3 separate regions of the Mus musculus genome follow, and regions 2 and 3 are each linked to region 1. A link is a loop called in an ENCODE intact Hi-C map of the cell type or tissue named here. Cell type or tissue: heart. All regions are shown on one strand.

Region 1 (5,000 bases):
GTTCTGGTTGCCAATAACAGAGGCTCACATTGAGGGAATGTTCTGGAAGGATATTGGAACACAAACTATTAATGTGAGGATGGGAAACAGGTGGGAAGTTGAGAGCAAGTGGTTTCTAGAAGCTGGGCATCAGAATCTGTCTGAGACATGGCACTTCTAACACCACAATTGCTGGACCATTGCCTCCACGGGCCACTGAAACAGAAGACTAACCTACCCCCACAGCTTCTCAGTGTACACACGCCAAAGTCAAAACCAGAATGTAACGATTGGCCAATCCTGGTCACCTGACTAGACTCTGGCTATTAGGATTGGCTGTTGGGACTGGATAGGCTGGGTCACATGGCAGCATCAGGCTGCCGGATGAGAAGGTGTCCGTTTGTTGGACTGGCAGTGGGTTCAAGGCTGTCACTCACAACCCTGCCCACGGGGCAAAGTCTGCTCTCTGTCCTTGAAGCTCCTCCCTCTAACCCCTGCCCAGTTTCTCTGCGGGCGGGCTGGGCTGGTGCCCTATTAGCAACTCACCCACGTTCTCCACTTAGGGCAGATAAATTGGAAACCTCCCCTGGGGAGGAAGGATGGCAAGGATGGGCTCTATTACAAAGCAATATGCTGAAGGGGAAGAGGGCCATTTGGACAGGAAGATGGAGCCGGGAAATTTGGCTTGTCTCCCTGCGTCGGGGGCAGGATTGATTTCATTCATAAATACTCTCGTTGATCTTGAGCTCCAAAGCAGGCTGTGAAGGCCGCTAATGAGTCCCCTTGACCTTCCCTGCACCCACCGTCACAGACACCCCTTCCAGACCTCGCCCTGGTCTTCCCTTCTTCCCAACTTCAGCTATTTAAGGGATGGAGTAACCTGAGAATAAAGGCCAAGCAAAGTCTTTGAACTTGGTGTGAACCTCAGTATCCCCGGGCCTGAGCCAACCCCTTAGCCTTCCCTTTCCTTCCATCTTCCTCAGTTCCCATCCCCTCTTTAATTAAGATGGTGTTTCATGAGCCCAAACCGAACTCAAGCACACTATGTATCAAAGATGACCTTTAACACTTGACCTTCCTGCCCTAGTCTTCTGAACACTGGGCGTGGCTGAACAGCCCAGCCAATCAGCTTTCCCACCGGAGTCTTCCTGTTTAGAGGTTCCTCTCAATAGCACCACCAACTGGGGGCCAGACCTTCCCCACCCGTTAGTGTAGCCTAATGACCATCGCGTGCCCCTAGCTTTGTGCCTTTTGTAGTACGTAGCCTTGAGCTCTGAACACCTTCCACACGTATGAACCTGCTCCTCCCAGTCCTGGCTGCAGCCCATCTCAGCCACCTTGTCCTCGCTGACAGATGAGGGTAATTGGTACCCATTCTCCAAGGACCCTCTCCACGTGGATCTGTAGACAAAGGATTTCAAATTGATTTAAAGCCGGTGTCAGGCTGGCTTAAAGAAAAATCTCCACAGAAATTAGTCAGTTTAACATTTGGGAGCTGCTTAAGCAAAAATCTCCACTGGGTGATCTTGGGGACAGCGCCCTCACCCTCCCTACGAAGGCAATGGGGAAGCTGAGGTGCTAGGAAGAATAGGGATACCTTCTCAGTTTAAAGGACTGGAGTAGGCATTGCCCAAGGATACCAGGGGACCATGGCCACTGCCCTTAGAGTCTGTCTCTGCCGGGGGGGGGCGGGGGGGGGCTGGGGGCTGAGATTGGCTTAACTGATGGCTAACTCACTTGTTGGCTCAAGTGTCATCCATCAGGCCAGACGAGTACCAGTGTGGGCTGGCCCTGATCATCTGCTGCCTGGATTGTCTCACCAGATGCCTATGTGATGGTCCAGGCTCCAGTCCAACCTCATCCAACCTACCCTGCCCAGGCACCGGGGCGATCTGCCCCCAGCACAAAGCCAAACAGGCTGCTCTCTCAAAGAAGGCAGTGTTGTGTTGCCTCCATGACCCACAGGCTACAGACTTTCACTCTCTGATGAGAGGAGGGAGGAGTTTTGCTCTGTGGAGCTGCTGGGGTCTCTGGTTCATCTCTCACACTCCATAACTCCAGGATAACGTACACAGAGGCTCGGAGTTTCTCACACTCTTCCCTCTGGCCGAAACACCCCACACCTCCTCCCTCCTCCCACACCTCCCACCCCCACCCCCACACTTCAGGTATACTATCAAGGCTGCTTCTCTCCTGAAACATTCATTGCAGGCCATCACCCCTTGCACAGGGCTCTCTCAGAAGGGAGGTCACTTCCCCTCCTATGCATCTGGTTCAAACACTCTTGGTGGCTTCCTTGTCAACTAAGGCAGATAGGAGCGAAGCCCAACTAAAATACACCTTCACATTCACACCTCCAGGGGCCTACATCCCCTGCCCCCCCCCCCCCCCCGCCCCAACAGTTCTTCTGTGAGCCCATCCATGGATTAATCCATCCTTGAGGTTAAATACCCTCCATAATTCACTTACCTCTCAATGGCGCCACCAACTGGTGGTGATGGGGACACTGCCCATCCAAGCTGTAATACCTAGGATTCCACTGGAGACTGTGGTAGGTAACCCCCTAAAGGTAGGCACAAGTTTCTGTGACTCGTGATTATGTGGCTCACACCTGGACTCTATGGGAAAAGATATATATATATTTTTTTTTTTTTTGATGTAACCAAGAACTGTGAGGTGAGCTTAATCGAGATCACTGGGATGCCGCCTAAGGAGCATAAAAAGAAAGAGGAGGGAGGCTGGATCTCTAACATGTCAGAGGAGCAGAGGCTCTGTGGCCCTGGGCAGAGAGGAGAGGTGCAGCCGCTGTAAACAGGTATAGGCAAGGATGAGTCCCCTCTGGAGCCTCCAAAGGGAGGGGGACCCTGGTCACACCTCAAGTTCAGTCTTCTGGCTTTCAGACCAGTGAAAGAATGACGAGCCCCGTTGTTTCAAGCCACCGAACTTCTGGAAATGTGTTAGAGCCACCACTGGCCACTCATACAGAGAGTCCCAAGAGAAGGATGGAGCTTGCGAGACTCTGGCCAAACTCCAGCAAGGAGAAATCTAGCTGCTTGAAACCCTTACCGTGGACGGGCATCTTTTCAAGGAACGGAAGAGGGGTCTGCCTATCCCCCAAGAGAGGCCTTTTCTTGGGGCAGGACGAGCTTTTCTTTTTCATCCCTAGGCTCGTTGAGGGACTGATGGAATGAGGATTTTCATCTCGAGGCTCAAACCACCAGGATTTCAAAGCTGCCTGCTTCTCAGGGTTAAAGTTCCTGGGCAGGAAGAAAAAAAAATCTCTGTGAAAAGTTTTCTGAGGCCAGGGAAGGTGGTGAGTTATTCCCTTTGAGAGATTTCTTTTACATGTTCACCTCTGAAGTAGCTAAATGAACGGAGCTGTCGGCGTGCTCGGCGCGCTGGCTGTAACGTGTCCGTGAGGTACCGGGGGAGCTTGTTAAAGGGTAGTTCCCGATGCATCCAGCCTAGGCCTGGCCCCGGCTGGGCCTGAGAGCCTGCATGTGTAACAAGCTCCAGGGAGACACCCAGGCTGCTGGCTCACAGGACACAGGACTGGCAGGTTGTGAGTCAGTGACAGGGCTATAGTCTGTTGACTCTGAAGGTCACTCACTCTGTATCCACCAACTCAGCTGTCATGTCCTCCTGCTAAGGAGAGGGAAACTGAGTGAGGGGAGGGAGGGGTGTCACCTAAGGTCTCAGAGTCTCAGAGTTGCATGGGGTTATTAGACTGAGCACCATCCTGGGCTTGTTGCTGCGGTGATGGTGACGGGGAAGATGGAGGCCTTTCCTTTAAGGGTAAGAGCCCTCTCTACCCTTCGGCCTGGCAGTTAAACTGCCCATCCGCCTCTACATTTTGAAACACACGTCAGCTGCCAGGCTGATCGATAGGCTCGCTCATCTGTGAGGTTTGAGGCTCTCTCCACAGATGTAATCAGGGCTCCAGAGACGTCCTGGCAGCGGGCACGTGGGGAGGGAGCGCGGCAATACGTTTAATCAAGGAGCAGATGGGGAGCTGATAGAGTGTGTAGAAAAATCAGGTTTCTGTGATAACATTCTCTTCCCCCACTCAGCCTCCGCACCCCCTGGCTTCTCCATCAGGACTCCCGGTGCCAACTCCAGCCCTGCCCTTTCCAAAGATGGTTCCCCCCCCCCGAACTCCAGTAGGGCCCCCTTTATAGAGATATGAAGCTTGGGAGTGAGGAGAGTGGATTGGGGAGGGATGGGTTGCTGCATTTGGAACCTAATTCCCCTCTCTAGGCAGGAGCCTGGAGAGGACCGGAAGCCAGGATCTAACAGACTGAACACTAAGCACTGGAAAAGGCATTGGAAGAGCTACCAGCCAGAGCCTCCTGCAGCTGGCAGAGAGGACGCTGGGCTGGTGGCCTGGGTACTCCATTCACAGGCTTGCCCCAACCCAGTGTCTTGCATTATGGTCCCAAGACAGGATCTATGGAATGGTTGTCACCGAGGGTGGCTTTGTCCCCAAAGAACATTTGGCAATGTCTGAAGACATGTTCTGATTGTCACGACGAGGGTGGGAGGGTTCTCTTGGCACCCCGTGGGTACAGGCTGGGGAGGCTCGAAACGTCTCCACAACACAGGACAGCCTCCACAGCACAAATAGTCTTCCCAAAATGTCAGCAGAGCCCAGCTGAGAAATCCTGCTCCTCGGAGAGCCATCACTGGCCACAGCTCTGGTTAAACCCACTGACCTGTCTCCAGGTGGGCGTGTCTGGCTCCTTTCCCCACCCGTGTCCATTTCCCAGGCTAGCTCATGGAATCTGCTCAGGGACACGTGAAGTGCATATATGTCCATGTATACATACACACACTCCAAGTCAAGTGCCATTAAATGGGCTTGGGCCTTTTATTAGTTCTGGGGAATCTGTATATAAGTAGAGGTTGGGGGTAGGTGGGGAGTCTTTTCATCTCCCCCCACCCCCCTATCCCTCTCCTTCTATGCCCAGCCCTTTCTGGTGCCTTAACTTTGAACCTGGCTTTGTTCTACAACAGATGTGTAT
Region 2 (5,000 bases), 85 kb before region 1:
CCTTGTCTGTGGTTGAATGACATTTTGACAAATTCTGATGGTCCAGGGTGATGTAAGGTGTTGTGGGAACTAGATAGCACAGTAAGAGCTCATGCTTTGCAGGTATGGGGGTCTAAGGACCTGAGTTTGAACCCCCAACACCCACAGACAAAGCTGGATGTGGGAGCTAGAGGGCTCAGTGGTTAAGAGAATTGGCTGCTTTTCCAGAGGACACCGGTTCAAATCCCAGCATGGTAGCTCACAACCGTAAACTCCAGTTTGAAGGGATCCGATGCCCTCTTCTGGCCCCTGTGGACTCCGGGACAAGCATGTGAACACTCAAACACATAAAATAATATAATACATTTTTAAAAATATATTTTTAAGTTCTATTTGCACCTGTAATCCCACCATTGTTTAGGGTACATACAGGTAGATCCTGAGGGCTAAGTGGCCAAGCAGTCCAGCTAAAAGGCTAAGTTTCCAGTTCTGCAAGAGACCCTGTTCCTGGCAAAGAGCTATAAAGGAAGGCTCTGACATTTATACACACACAGGGTCACATGCGCAAGTACATGTATGTACTGACACAACACAACACACATATACAAGAAGAGTCTGGGGAGGCTTCCTGGAGGAGGTGACTTATTTTTGAAGAATGAGTAAGACTCGTGTGAATGGAGGCTTCAGGGCCAGTGAGGAATAGCATGGAATCTAGACAGTAAGGCCACTAGGTATGGCCTTGACTCCTGGCCTAGCACTCTTGTGGTACTTGGACAACCTTAAGGTTCTCTCCCAAGTATGGAAGGCCAAATTCAGGGTTCTGGATCCCACAGGAAGAGGAGCTCAAGCAGTCATACCTGTTCAGCTGCACTGTCCCTTCATGACCCCAGAGCAGGGACGGGTGGCTACTTTGGCAGGAGGCAGCAGCCCTCGTTTTGAAGGCACTATGCTAACTGGGTCAGAACCCAGGCATGGGAAGATCAGTGAACTCTCTTCAGAACTCAGTCAGGCACCAGAATAGAGGCGCCCAAGAGAAATCTAATAGGATCCACGCATGTGGTTTTAAATCTCTGATAACCAGCTCATAAAAGCAAAAGGAAGCAGGTGAAACCATCGGTAATAGCATCCCTTAGTTGGCTCAACACACGAAAAACATTATCAACTCAACGCATAATGAATCCCAAGGAATTATTCATAAGCTCTCCTGCATTCCCTTTCCTATACAAAATCACCAAAACCCGGTGTGTATCTCGCTGACCCAGTTCCTGGGGCTCCGTGGCCACCGCATGGGACACAGAAGCCAAGGCTCACCTCTGCCACCGAGTTCAAAGACACAGTCTCCTGTGAACTCTTCCAGCGCACACATCTGGAAATCAGGCAAGGGTTCTGGGCAGGTCCATGGGTGTCTTAGGATGCCGTTGTTGTTTGTCCTGGTAGTAAGATGTTTGATCTCTCTGCCTCCACCTCTCTCTCTCTCTCTCTCTCTCTCTCTCTCTCGTGTGTGTGTGTGTGTGTGTGTGTGTGTGTGTGGTGTGTGTGTGTGAGAGAGAGAGGTGGGGGAGAGGTAAGAGAAGAGAGAAGAAGGGAGAGGACAGAGGGACACCTTGGCCTTTAATGGCCAAGCTAGCTCCTGGTTTTGAGACAGCTTCTGTTTGGCCCAGGGCTTGCTGGTTAGCCTAGGCTGGGTGGCCAATGGGCCTCCAGAAGGGTTCTACTTAACTCCATCTCCCCAGTGTTGGGATTAAGAGAACATGACACTGAGCTGGGTTCTTTGTAGTTTTGTAGGTTCTGGGCATTGAACTAAAGTTCTCCTGCTTACATGGCAAGCCTTCACTGCCTGAGCCATCTCTCCAGCCTGCCTCAGTTTCTTCCTATAGAAAATAAGAACAATCCCGGACTTCCTTGAGATTGTCTGAGGAGGAAGGTCACTTCCTTCTGTCCAGAGGGTGAGGGCAGGTGGGGCTTGAGCACCTCAGAGCTGCTCCCACCAGTTCCCACCGTGCCCCCCTCCCCTGGTTCTTCCAGCGTCTGCTCACACCTGCAGTTCCAGCATTCTCGAGGTGGAAGGGTCAGAAGTTCCAGGTTATCCTTGGCTACATAGCAAGAAATGTGTCAAGGAGACTGAGATGGCTCCCTGGCTCCAGACATGAACACCACAGAGAAGACCGCAGTCACAGAGCAGAAAACATACAAAACTAGGCGCTTGTGGAAATGTGGTTCATATGACGGGCCTGTCCAGTGTATCGACACTTCAAGCTCTGTGAGCCCACGGAAGACTTAGGCAGTCCTGGGATAGCTTTCTTTACTGTCTTCAGTTTAAAGATGAGAAAACAGAGGCACAGAGAGGTGAGGTATTTTGTCTGATGTCACACAGCTGGAGAAGCTTGTGTAGAGCATCATCAAGATGCCAACCTTTCTCTGCCACCCTTGAAACTTAAAAGTCTGTTGTTACCTGGAAACAATATCCAAGGAGATGGCAAAGTTGGGAGGCGGCTCAGTAACTGACAATGGGGAGACAAGATGCTGTCTGGCACCATCACAGTTAGTTGGTCCAGATGGTGGAAAGCCTGTATCCAATACCTGGAGTGGTGGGAACAGGAAGAGGTGAGGACAGACAGGTGAAATTTCTCAGTAATGGTTCTGTGAAGGGGGAAGAAGGGGTGTCTCGCTCCACCCAAAGGGAGGGCTCAGGGAAGGGAAGCCTATGACTTCATCACTGGGCCCACGCCAATGACATCACCAGAAGGGCAAGGAGCCAGGCTCAGCAAGTTATTTATGGAAACGGCTGGCGGCCAGGCACAGCTCCTGAGCTGTTTCAGATGTGGTTGGATAAAGCTTCCAGCTGGCCCAGTGGGGCCTCCAAGGCCTGCAGGCAGGCGGAGGAGGAAGGCTGGAGGAATCCAGCAGCTGGGGGCAGGGCTCCAGCAGAGATCATCAGAGTTCCAGGCTTCTTCCTTCTTGGGATCTGCTCATCTCTACCCATGCTCATCAAGGGCTTCCCTGCAGATCGGGCTGGCTGAACTCAGAGAGGACAGCATGTGTGTCTGCCTTCGTGTGCACCGAGGGCATGTCTGTGCACAAGACTGTAGTATGGGCTTGCCGGTCCATAGGGACACACACTCTGCTCCCTTCCACACTGGTACCTTGAGTGGTCCTGAGTGAGTATACAGATCTGTGCCTCCTTGCACGTGTATGTGCATGCGTGCATGGGGGTTGGGAGGCAGAGTGCCCAGGGAGAGCGGGGAGGAGAAGAGCCGCCCGGGAGCGAGATCACAGCAGGAAGCTGGGGAAATATCATTTCAGCCCAAGATCCAGAGGCACTTACAGAAGCTTCAGCAAAACCAGACAAAACTTCCTTTCAATCCATTTATCAAAACTGCCCGCAGCTCCGCTTCGGAGCAGGTACAACAAGAATAAAATATTGAGCACAACCAGCAACCGCGAGACTGGAGGAGGCCAATAAATAAGAAGTTACTGAGGAGCTCGCCCTGACCCTGACGGTTTGCTTTGCCGGTCCCTCCACCTATCTCGTCCTGTGATCTTATGGGTGATGGCAGGAGGGAGGATGGCAGGGGCCCCACTGGGGTGTTTTTGATGAGCTGGGGATATGAGAGTAACTCAGCCCTATGAAGACAAGCTTCAGTGAGGCAGCTGCAGGAGCTCTTCTCACATTTCTTGGGCTGGCTAACTGCCTTCCTTCTCATAATCCCCTGAGGATGGGCTGGAGAGCTGGCTCAGTGGGTAAAGATGCTTGCAGACAAGACTTACTCCCTGAGTTCGATCCCCTGGAGCCACATAGGAGAACTGACTCCTGCCTGTTGTCCTCTGACCTCCACATGCAGATGCTGGTATGCACACTGACACACACAAATATGTGTAGTAAAGCTTTTCAAAATTCTCCAAAAGGAAACTGAATCCATGCAATCTTGAGTGGCCTGGTTGTTCAAGAGAGCATTGAAGTGAGAATAGGGTCAGGAAGCAACCAAGGGGCTTGAACTCAGTCCCCAAGCTAAGACCCTCCATTCCCATGCCCTGTTATGTGCACCTTTTAGATGGTAAGTGGAGGGATGGACATGCATCCGGGTGAGAGTCCCTCTCCCAGACCACCTGTCCTCCATTCTAGATAGAGAAGCCAACCATCTTATAAATGTTCCTGCATGGGGCCTGTGTAACAGAATGTCTTGATTTCTTCTTCCTTCATGTCCACAGAATGATGGGATCTGCTTTCTTTCCATCTATGCCCCCCGTTTACCCAGGTGCTCAGGGACCCATTCATACCACCACCCTGTTGCCTGCCTTCCCACCACCACTGTCCCCCAAGGCTCCATCGATAACAGTCTGAGTGGTTGGAGGATGCACCTCAATGCTACGATCTCTAAGGACAGGAGAAAATGCCTGGAAGGTGCCTCGAGGCAGTGGCACTGGGACACTGTTCTCTGATACACACACACACACACACACACACACACACACCATTGTGATGATCAGGGTCAGCAGAAAGGTACAAACCTATGGATGTCTAGGTCTCAGTGGAAAACCCCAATAATAAAGGTTGATGGGGAGGGGAGTGAAGGGGGGGGCAGAGAATGGCCACCAGCTGCTACAAGGATGGAAGGGGACCCTTGCTCTGCAGGGGCAGTGAAGGTCATGAACTTGAATTCCTCTGTTGTCTGAAATACAGCCTCACCTCTTCTAGAATCTTCCTAGAAAATAAATGCTGTGTCCATAGATTGCTTTGCAAAGGGCCTGTCTCCAGCATCCCTGCAGGCTTTGTGTTCCTTTGTATGCCTGCTCCCTCTGGACTGCTGGAATTCGCTGGATCTTTTTGAAGAGGGATGAGCCAAGAGTCTCTGAGCTCCTTTGGATCCAACTATCTAACTGCCCCACCCCTTCTTCTGTCTCCCCCTACTTCGGCATCTCTGGCAAAATCATCCACTTATGCACACTTGCTTTCATGCAAGGAATGTACACACACACACACACACACACACACACACACACACACAGAGAGAGATCTGTGT
Region 3 (5,000 bases), 120 kb before region 1:
TGCTTAGGGTTTTGTAAATCCACAGTGATATTGAGAGACTTCTAGAACTATAGAAGGGCTGGCAAGTAACTCCAGACTCTAAAGAGATGGAGTGGGGGAGACACCCAGGGGGTGGGACTAAACTCATTCACCTGTAAGGAAGGCATAGGGTGGGACAGAGGCCCCTCCAACTGGGGCTGTTTTGTTATTCTTGGGCAGAAAATCCCTGGCCTGATGGGGCTTGAAGCGGCTGTCTGCAGTGATGTTTGACAGGATGATGGATGGCGACAGGGCTGGGTTTCTGACGCACAGCGCAGACTCCGCATTCTTTATCTGGGACCGCTGGCGGCGCAGGCTGCAAATAAGCAATCCAGTTACAGAGATCCCTGATAAAATTCCATTAGAGGCCCGGGAGACAATCACGCTGGATCCAATAACAGAGGCAGGCTGGGGAGGCGAGGGGCATGTTGGGAACGGAGCGCTGCCACTGGGGAAATTTTCCTTGGGCCTGGAGGCTCCCGCATCGGGAATTCCATGAAAATCCCTGGTCTGATCCGCAGACCCAAACCAGCTCTGACATCCAATTGTCTTTGCCATTTGAAATACCATGGAAATAGCCTGGGGAGGTAGGGCTGCGCAGCCGAGGCAGTCGGGAGGGAGGCTGGGTACCGGGTGTTGAGAGTTTAATTCTTGTGGTACTGTGTTCCACCTTTGGGGGACTTGTCATTAGGGACCCTGGTTCACTTCACTTTTGACCTTCTGTTGATGGATGGGGACCTATGACGTCCAGTGTGGCCTGGGTAGCTTTTGCGCCCTGGTAGAAAAGCTCGCTTCACACTTTCTGTGTCCTGTCTATGGACCCGCGAACACCATTTGGGTATATAAGGTGATGAAATGAAATTTACCTTTCTGTAAAGCAGCTCTCTGGAGTGACGTGAAGTTTGACAAAACACAAAGACACGGAAGAGTCATTTGCCAGCCCTCCATGCTCCTCAGCACCTACCCATCCTCCCTCTATACCCCGTTCTGGCCCCTCCCCTTCCAGGCAGCCTGGGCATCCCCCCCTCATCTCCTTGCTTCTTGATACTGCCAATCCCAGGCTCTGAAGCCCCAGCTTCTACTGCAAATGGCCTTACCAAGGAATTCCCACTTTTTATTAGCATATGTTAATTATATTATAGAAAGTAAGGGGTTTTTTTTTATATAAAAAGATTTACTTATTTTGTTTATATGAGTTCACTGTAGCTGTCTTCAGACACAACAGAAGAGAGCGCCAGATCCCATTACATATGGTTGTGAGACATCATGTGGTTGCTGGGAATTGAACTCAGGACCTTTGGAAAAATAGTCAGAATAGTCAGTGCTCTTAACCACTGAGCCATCTTTCCAGCCCCAAAGGTAAATTTGTTGGTTTCTTTTTTTTTTTTTTTAAGGTCATTTCAATGTAGCAGCATTCCTGTTACTATCTCCTCTCCTGTCTTTTTTCTGTTTCTGTTCTACATCCCCTAATGTTTCCCCTTTTAGTTTCATGTCCTCAGAACAAGGCACTTCCTTGTCTAATAGGAATCTTCTAGAAGCTTCCCATCATGCATGCTAACACCCTGAACTCTCAGAACCTTGGCACAGCCCACCCAGGCCTTCTTGAATGTCTTAAATGCTGATTTCTTTGTGTCTCTGAGACTTAGGCCCTTGGTCACATAGTGACTCCTGGAGTTTATCTCCTGTCTTACTGTTTTGAATGAAGATGGCTTACCACCCACCAGAGGCCCTCCAAAGCAATCTTGTGATTGTCTCCTACCCCAGCTTCTCCCAGTTCCTAGTAAGACCTTTTCTCCCCATCACCCCAATATTGTGTCCCTCCCAGGGCACTCTCACAGACTGGCTGGGGTTATGTAAAATGAATGTCCACCCTCACCTAGCTATTAGTATTCACCGTGACCTTAGATAATCTCCTTCCTGGGGAGAGTGTCTTCCTCTTCCTCTATACAGATGCGGAGACCTCCAGACTCACATACATGTCCCGTACTCCCATCCCCTAACATCTAGGAGGAGACTAAGCAGCCAGCATGGCCTTGACATTGTCTGCCTGGCTCTTGGAGCCTGTGCACAGCTCTGTTAGGGTGGAGTCTTCCTCGGATGAGGCTCAAGAGTTCACTTCTTCAGGGGTTCAGTTACACCACCTTTCTGGAGGCCGTCAGTGTATCTAAAGATCCAGTCATCCTGGATTCCAGGCTGGGGGGCTAATTTCAGACTCAGAGCTTGTGCTCTTCTCAGCCCTCCCCCACATCCCTCACACCCCCTAGCTTCCTGTCATCAGGTCTGAGGTTGACTTGCACAGCAAGAGGACCAAACCTGGAGTGACAGCAGGGAGGGAGCCAGCTAGGCAGACTCTACCATGGAAAACCTCCAGGCCTCATCTTTGCTAGTTACCTCTATGAGAGTTTCTCCTTCCTTCATGGTCTAGAACTGCTGGAAACCTATAGAGCCCTACACAGCTAGCTGAGGCTATAGGTGACTTCCACGTCCTCTCTATGGAGCAGGTGGCTCTCCTGGCCACCTCTTCTTCTTCTGCTCTTTGCTACAATAGCTGAACCTGAGTACGCAGGTGGAGCCCTGTCATCAAAATTAAAGTGCCCCACCTCCCTCTAGGAGCTCCGATGTCTGAGGAGAAGACAGGCAGAAGGGAGTTGTGACAACAACCTGGCTGCTTCTTCTGGGGCTCCTGGGTCACTTCTTGTGGAGGGCGTAGGGTGACAGGACACAGCTGTCCGTGTCAGTGGAGGAGTGACATAGACACAGCTGGGGAAGTACACACGCAGAGCTGATGACTTTGAGCCCCGATGACCAGGCTACCGTTCAACGGGGCTCGAAGGAGGGACTCTCCACACTCAGAGTGGGAAGTGATGCCTCTCACGCCCACACACGATCCAGCCTTGAGCACCGCTCTCTGCGTCCTGTAACAGATTCAATTACATCACCTCGAATTCACGTGTTAGAGTCCTAACCCCCAATACTGCAAAGTGCTTCTGTGTTTGGAGACACAGACATTAAAGGGGTAATTAATTTTAATTGAGGCCACTAGGGTGGGCCCTAATCCAACATGAGTGTGATGACTGTGTCCTTATAACAAGAAGAGATTAATTCAGACACACACACACACACAGAGGAGATGGCTGTCTATAAGTCAGGAGAGAGATGGCAGAAGGAACCAGTCCTGCGGACACCCTGCTCTGGAACTTCCCCACTCCAGAGGCACAAAGAACATTTCTGCTGTATAAGCCACCTCAGCGTGTGGTACTTTGTTACAGTAGTCATGGCCAACAAAATCCATGTATGGACCCCAATGTCCCACTCAGGTGACCTGTAGGCTTTTGCAGGTGGACACAGCTGTGTCTGTTGCCAGGCGCCCAGGTAGCCATTGAAGGCAGAGCGTCTGTCGCGGAGGAGAGAGATGGAAAAGTGCTTCCAGGTGTCTGTTGCTTCCCCTTTCATTAGGACAGAAACCCAAAGGCGGATCAGGGAAGAAGAGTTAATTTAGCAGAAACTTCATGGGCTGGAAAACTGTCCGGCGACTACAGCCCAGACCTGGCCTTAGCTAGGTGCTCTGTTGTCCCCAGGAGGTCCCAGCCCTCACTCTCAGACCCTCCGGAGTAAAGCAAGCACCCTGTTACAGTGTTTATCATGTGGCTCCCAAAAGGAGGCCCTTTCTATGGGCTTCTCTCCTACGCCCCAGCTCCTGTCATTGCCATTCCTATCTTGAGAACCTCTCTGTGCTTCTTCCATGGTGGCTTCGTCCCCAGCCATGGCCTTTCCCATGTCATTCATATCGTCAAGCCATCTTCGTGGCACAGCCTCCACTGTTTAGCTCTTTAGTTGGAGGTCCCAGTTCCCTTCTGCTGCTCCTCTGCGCCCTCCCTGGCTTCAACTTGACTGTGGGCGCTCGACTCCCAGGTGCAAGAGGCTTCTTGGTCTCCCCTGTACAGGGGCAGCGCTTGCCCTGCCTTCCGCAGTCTTGGGCCGGAGGCTTCCAGGAGTTGATGTCTACCAGCCCACTCCCTGCTTCCTCCCTCGAGGTCCCTGAGGAGCAACAAACTCAACTGGGAGCACTTAAGAATTAGCTCTTGTAGGGCTTGCATCTGATTTTACTTCTCCGTGTTTTTATTTTTGAAGAAACACATGTTCAACACCGTTCACACCGCTTTGTTCTCTGGAGGAGTATGAAAGAATCAAACGTTGTCTTGCGTTCGCTAGCAGATACAAGTTTAGTGTAAATTGCTTTTCAACACTGCCTCCTCCTCTCCCTCCTCTCCCTCCTCTCCCTCCTTCCTCCCTCATCCTCTACTTCCTCCTCCCCTCTCTCTTCCTCTTTCTTCTCCTTCTTCCCTGCCTCTTCCTCCTCCCCCTCCCCTTCTTCACCTCCCACCTTTCTCTTTATTTAGAGATGTGCCCCTATCAGCCATATCTTTCAGGAGATCAACAGTCCCCAGGTTTAAAAAAAGCTGCCCAACTTGACAGGACACATTCATTTCCACTTGGCATTGTCCCTAAACTTCTGCAGCATCAGTGACTCTGGTATTTCCTGCCGGGGGGGGTGGGTGAACTGGGTGTCTGGGTGGGCTGGGGTCACGGGGTACCATACCTGTGTGACTCTGGGAGTTTCCATGGGCAGCTCTTCCCCAGTGGAGGTTACTTCCTTCAAAGTCAGACTCTGTTTCCCTACATTGCCTCATGTACTGTGTGAGTTCAAGGCACTGGAGCCCACACACATGGAACCTGTCTCTCATATGCTGTTGGCCAATGCTCTCCCTCCGAGATCAGCCTCTCCAACTCTGTGAGCCTATTCCACTTAGAGTTGGTTCTGATGACTTCTAGTGTGGCACAGCCATCTCCATCACCCAACCGTCCCTTGGACAATCAGATCATCTGCCTATACTTCTGTGTCTCCCCGGCCATCCCCAGCCTTGTCTTAGTCTGTTTTCTGTGGCCCAAAGAAAATCCAGAGCTGTGGGTGATTTATAAAG

What was found. A loop is a pair of places that touch in the nucleus more often than their neighbours do. Peaks named below come from ENCODE experiments on the same cell type or tissue, not always from the same donor. Only the 100,000 strongest peaks of a DNase experiment are listed, where the experiment ranks them.
Region 2: a loop joins it to region 1, with 2.3 times the contacts of the local background. A loop is called at or near these places in 14 of 42 quality-filtered maps.
Region 3: a loop joins it to region 1, with 4 times the contacts of the local background. A loop is called at or near these places in 2 of 42 quality-filtered maps.

Annotation. Positions count from the first base shown.
Region 1 is chr11:114,280,935-114,285,934 of GRCm38, forward strand. No RefSeq gene overlaps it. Among named protein-coding and RNA genes, the nearest start is that of Gm31318, 20 kb to the right of the region's middle. In heart, a CTCF peak has its summit at 2,479 (motif pointing left); no DNase peak of the experiment used is centred here; H3K27me3 peaks cover 602 bases.
Region 2 is chr11:114,195,741-114,200,740 of GRCm38, forward strand. It overlaps 1700092K14Rik (RIKEN cDNA 1700092K14 gene), which reads left to right and starts at 2,518. Exons shown (of 3, transcript NR_045930.1): 1 at 2,518-2,583; 2 at 2,986-3,137; 3 at 3,283-3,459. In heart, a CTCF peak has its summit at 2,840; a DNase peak (open chromatin) is centred at 2,761; H3K4me3 peaks cover 752 bases; H3K27ac peaks cover 2,284 bases.
Region 3 is chr11:114,165,542-114,170,541 of GRCm38, forward strand. No RefSeq gene overlaps it. Among named protein-coding and RNA genes, the nearest start is that of 1700001J04Rik, 19 kb to the right of the region's middle. In heart, a CTCF peak has its summit at 3,055; no DNase peak of the experiment used is centred here; H3K4me3 peaks cover 907 bases; H3K27ac peaks cover 1,661 bases; H3K27me3 peaks cover 313 bases.